Linked DNA regions of Homo sapiens: region 1 is linked to region 2. The links are chromatin contacts, found by Hi-C or POLR2A ChIA-PET in ENCODE. All regions are on one chromosome and are shown on one strand. The core of a region is the stretch at or near the end of the contact, and the rest is flanking DNA. Distances in the headings are between cores, read along the strand shown.

Region 1 (2,700 bases), core at 131-2,630, 4.5 Mb after region 2:
CAAGAAAAGGCACTCAATCTCACTCATTCTTCCTAACATCTCAACAGCATCTTGCGATACGAATGTCTTACCATTCAACCATTTCAGTGCTGACGAACTTGTCAAACTTTCCCCACGAAAACAACCAAACCTCAAACTGACATCACCAGCCCAGATGTTTTCCCCTAAGCTTCAAATCTGAAATACTGAACTGCCCGATCTACACAACTGCATTATCAGGTCTAATAGACAACGCAAGCTTCGCACAGCCCAAACCGGAAATCTTTAGTCCTTCCCCAAGAAACTTTCTTAACATCTTATTTAAACCAAAACCCCACATTCAATCTATTAGCCAGTCCTTCCTGTTCTACCTTCACAATTTCTATCGATATTTGTTTCTCTCCATACCAGGCAATTTCATCTTGTCCAAATGAATGCAAAAGTATTCTTGCTGCCGTTCTTATCTCCTCGAGTCTAATCTCCACACAGCAGAGTAACCGTATTAAGACAAATTAGCAGGTCATTCCTCTGCTTAAATCCTTTCGATTGGCCGAGCACGGTGGCTCACGCCTGTAATCCCAGCACTTTGGGAGGCCGAGGCAGGTGGATCGCTTGAGGTCAGGAGTTCAAGACCAGCCTGGCCAACATGGTGAAACCCCGTCTCTACTAAAAGCAAACAAACAAACAAAAACAACTAGCCAGGCGTGGTGGTGGATGGAGGCCTGTAATCCCAGCTACTCGGGAGGCCAAGGCAGGAGAATCGCTTGAACCCGGGAGACGGAGGTTGCAGTGAGCCAAGATTGCGCCACTGCACTCCAGCATGGGCAACAAGAGCGAAACTCCATCTCAAAAAAAAAAAAAATCTTTCGATCATTCCTCAAAACATCTAGAATAAAGTCCGAATTCCCTATAATCTGTTAAATTCTAACACGCCTCCTGCCCACCCCTTCAACGGGAGGAAATAAAATCCTCTAATGCAGAACGGGTCTCCCCAAACGGCGGGGCCACGTGTTACACGTAACATGGCTCTCAGGTGTAAAGGCCTTCTCCCTCCTCCCAGAGCCCGGGCTATAACAGGCACCCACGCTACTCTGAGTAGTTCCGTGCTTAAGTCTTTCCCTCTCCTCGTCTGTCCAGCATCCGCCTTCCCCCTTTAACGGCTCGCTCTCCCACCTACCTTAAAGATGGCGTAACCCACAGACGTTTCAAACAGCACCAACATGGTGAGGCCGGGTCAGGGCGCCGCACGGCCTGCCAGAAGCTGTAGAGTCAGTTCAAAAACACCGACTACGCGGCCTCAAAAGGCCTCCTAGGCCGCGGCGGGCAAAGCACAAATGCGCTCGCCGTCCCGCAAAGAATCAGAACACGCTGCCTAAACCCTCCACGCTGTACTGGAACTAGGACGCACGAACGCGCTACTCCTTCTCTGAGGATTCTGGGATAGCAACGTCACTTCCGACAGAAGACTGCCGCAGAGATTGCCGTCACTTCCAGAATGTTCCCGCCACAGCGGGCTGGGGCGGGCCGAGAAAGTTTGTATCGCGGGATCTAGGGCCTGAACGGAGCCTTTGCGCCTTTTTTTCTTTTTTCTTTTTTTCTTTTTTGGAGACGGAGTCTCGCTCTGTAACCCAGGCTGGAGTGCAGTGGTGTGATCTCGGCTTACTGCAACCTCCGCCTCCCGGGTTCAAGAAATTCTCCTAGCCGGGCGCAGTGGCTCACGCCTGTAATCCCAGCACTTTGGGAGGCCGAGGCGGGCGGATCACAAGGTCAGGAGATCGATCGAGACCATCCTGGCTAACACGGTGAAACTCCGTCTCTACTAAAAATACAAAAAATTAGCCGGGTGTGGTTGCAGGCGCCTGTAGTCCCAGCTACTCGGGAGGCTGAGGCAGGAGAATGGCCTGAACCCAGGGGGCGGAGCTTGCAGTGAACCAAGATCCTGCCACTGCACTCCAGCCTGGGCGACAGAGCGAGACTCCGTCTCAAAAAAAAAAAAAAAAAAAGAAATTCTCCTGCCTCAGCCTCCCCAGTAGCTGGGACTAGAGGCACACACCACCACGCCCAGCTAATTTTTGTATTTTTAGTAGAGATGGGGTTTCAGCATGTTGGCCAGGATAGTCTCGATCTCTTGACCTCGTGATACGCCCGCCTCGGCCTCCCAAAGTGCTGGGATTACAGGCGTGACCCACTAGGCCCGGCCTTTTTTTTTTTTTTTTTTTTTTTTTTTTTTTTTTTTGAGACAGTCTGGCTGTTGCCCAAGCTGGAGTGCAGTGGCACTATCACGGCTCACTGCAACCTCCAACTCCCAGGCTCAAGCGATCCTCCCACTTCACCCTCCGGAGCAGCTGGGACTACAGGCCTGTGCCACCACACCCAGCTAATTTTTTGTAGAGACAGGGTTTCACGATGTTGCCCAGGCTGGTCTCGGACTCTTGACCTCAAGGGATCCTCCCACCTCGGCCTCCCAAAGTGCTGGGATTACAGGCGTGAGCCACCGCGCCCCGCCACCGCTAGAGATTTAAAGGGGAAAAACTTCACGATATTATTTTGTTAACCCTCTATGAATTATATGTTCACTTTGAGAGAAACGAGGAGCTGTTTCGGTGCCAGTCTGCCTCAGGCATCTAGAATTTGAAATGCCAGCTAGTGCCATTAGACTTTATCCCCTTTCAAGCCCTGCCTTGAGGCGAAGGCCTCAGAATGACACCATTACTGTCACTA
Region 2 (2,700 bases), core at 38-2,537:
TGTTATGAAAGTTATTTAAAATGTTCCAGTTTGAATGAACTATTTTTGGTTTGCAAAGTCCCAAACAACATAGCCTCATAGTTCTGCTTGTTGAAACTAATGTACTGAATTGTCTAAGGTTCCAGAAAAAGGAGCCCGCTTTGTTATTCATTTTGCTCTCCACTGAAACACTTCCAAATGGCTTCAAAGTTGTCAACATGAAACCAACGTCACTTCTACTAGTGAAAAAGAACACGTGCTGTCGTTTTCCTGTAGGGGAAGAAGTAATGAAAAGAATAAAAATTAAAACAAAACTTTTACTTAAAGAAATGAAATGCATTTAACAGAAGAGAAAATGGGGAACCTATGGAGCCATTAAACATTTACATAAAACAGTAAAAGTTTTTTTTACCAATGTGGGCTCCCTCCAATCTACCACAATGTGTCCAGTTTCAAAGAAGCCAGGTCACTTTGGAAGTAGTCATTGTATTAATGAGATTTTTCTGGTGCAAAAGCGTTCCATAAAGCTTTCTCTGTAGGAGAGACTTTTGTTGGCATTGTTATGGAAATGTCCTCGGTGAAAATTAGGGGATTAGCATTGATAGATCATTTTCTTTTCTCTTCTCTGTTTTTTTTTTTTTTTTTTTTTTTTTTGAGACAAAGTCTTGCTATGTCCCCCAGGCTAGAGTGCAGTGGCGCGATCTTGGCTCACTGCAACCTCCACCTCCCAGGTTCAAGCAATTCTCCTGTCTCAGCCTCCCAAGTAGCTGGGATTACAGGCGTATGCCACCACGCCCGGCTAATTTTTGTATTTTTTGTAAAGACGGAGTTTCACCATGTTGGCCAGGCTGGTCCTGAACTCCTGACCTCAGGTAATCCACCCGCCTCGGCCTCCCAAGGCGTGAGTCACCGCGCCCGGCTGATAGATCATTTTCAACATGACGATTTAGCAACGGCCGAACCCAGACCATCAAGAATAGGGACCTGGGCAGGTAGAACGGCTCAGTGGAAGAAGCAGAAAACGAAAGCGATGTCTGCACGTGGCCTGCGCTTAAGAGGAAGATCTTATACAACCAGCCAGCCTCACCAGACCCCAGAACCAACTTCAAGAGCCTGTCCTTCCGCAGCTGGGCCGCCCAGCATTAACCCACCTCCTTTAAACTTACTTCCAGGACAACTCGTGAGACTCTTCTCCTCGAAGTAAAAAGTCTAGGATGTGATACGGGCTGCCGCTAAGCCCAAGCTCGTCCTCCACTCACCTTAGAGCACAAGACCGTGACTACGTACAGGAGCAGCCATGACAGCTTCCCCGAGAAGCTGCGCTTCTCACGAGATCTTACGGATTCCCTCAAAGGTCAAAAAGCATATGTTCGCGGCTGTAGCTGAAGGACTTACTTGAAGAAAGTTTACCAAGGAGAATGACTAATTTCCCTGCATACAGGAGTGGGGCTCGGGGATACCACAGAGCTTATAAGGGCGATGTTTGATCGTGTATCGCAACGTAACCCATTCAGGTCCTAACTTTAAACACCTAACCTCTGCTGGGCGCCAGACTTTGTAGTGCGCCTGCGCCTTGCCCTTGGCTGCGTGGTTGCCAGGAAACCGCGAAGCCGCGGTCCCTGCCTCTGAGTCTCTCTCGACCATGGCCAAATTCGTCATCGCGGGTGAGTGATCCCCGCGTCCGCCCGCAGATTGCTCAAAACGCCGACAACAGCTCACCTCCCATGGCCGCTCGGCTTGGCAGCCTCTATACGGACCGCTCCATGCTTTGCTATAGATTTATTCAAAGTTTTTTACTGGACCGTGACGGTGCGCCAAGCATTGTGGGACACTGGGGATGCAATGGAGGGAAACATATCCCTGCCTTAGAGGAGCTTTCAGTCTCATGGGGCACAGAACATGTACTTTTGATACGGTGTGATTAACGCGATGAAGGAGACCTGCACAGGCCTCTGGGAGCGTAGACTCCTAATCTGGGTTTGGGGGATGAGGGAGAGGTGGACACAAGGAACTGGCTGGGGAAGGTATTACAGGAGCTGAGTTGTGAAGGTGTGAGCTGAGGAGGCTATTCCAAATAAAAGCAGAGAGGCAGGAAGCTTCCTGGCCTAACAGAAGATCTGGATATGTGGGGCGTGACAGGACCTGGGGCTACAACAGGAGCAGGAGCCAGGTCCTTGCATTTCATGTAGGTCAAGCAAAGGTGTTTGAACTGTATCCTGAAAGCAATGAGGAATTATAGAAAAATTTTAAGCAGGAGAGTAGTCTTAATGAGTTTGCATTTTAGGAAGCCTGTCTTGGCAGCAACGGAGAGAATGATTGAAAGTGCTGGTTGACAGCAAGGACTCAACTGAGAAGGCTTTTATTACAACAATCCATGGTACCTACCTCCTCTCCTCGTAAAGTTTCTTAAAAGAGTAGACTGCTCTTCCATCTCCAGTTCTGCCTTCCAATCAGTCTTGGAAGAAGGCTTCTACTTCTGCTTCCTGACAGAAACTGCTGTCACCAAAGTCACCACTGACTTTTATAGAAGCTGTTTAGTCTTTGACTTATTTGATCTCTTTGATGCATTGAACACAATTGACATCTACCATCCACAGGAGATTTTTTTTTTTTTTTGAGACAGGCTCTCACTTTGTCACCCAGGCTGGATTGCAGTGGTGCAATCGTGGCTCACAGCAGCTTTGACCTCCTGGGCTCAAGCGATCCTCCCACCTCAGCCTC

The links. Hi-C counts contacts between places; a loop is a spot of excess contacts on that map. ChIA-PET counts read pairs that join two places held with the same protein, here RNA polymerase II (POLR2A). Pooled maps may share reads with other maps.
Region 1: a map of naive thymus-derived CD4-positive, alpha-beta T cell shows a loop between it and region 2 (19-fold over the local background). The contact joins the promoter of NOP58 here to the promoter of FASTKD2 in region 2. A Hi-C loop is called at or near these places in 1 of 168 maps with a recorded cell type or tissue (naive thymus-derived CD4-positive, alpha-beta T cell) and 6 of 50 pooled maps. POLR2A ChIA-PET finds 5 or more read pairs at or near these places in 2 of 52 experiments (CD8-positive, alpha-beta memory T cell and activated CD4-positive, alpha-beta T cell).

The regions. Positions count from the first base shown.
Region 1 is chr2:202,264,443-202,267,142 of GRCh38, reverse strand. It overlaps NOP58 (NOP58 ribonucleoprotein), which reads right to left and starts at 1,380. Exons shown (of 15, transcript NM_015934.5): 1 at 1,157-1,380. The coding sequence starts at 1,201.
Region 2 is chr2:206,764,193-206,766,892 of GRCh38, reverse strand. It overlaps FASTKD2 (FAST kinase domains 2), which reads right to left and starts at 1,287. Exons shown (of 12, transcript NM_001136193.2): 1 at 1,146-1,287; 2 at 1-249. The coding sequence starts at 199. It overlaps MDH1B (malate dehydrogenase 1B), which reads left to right and starts at 1,565. Exons shown (of 12, transcript NM_001039845.3): 1 at 1,565-1,643. The coding sequence starts at 1,622. RefSeq lists enhancers at 1,017-1,396, 1,647-1,786.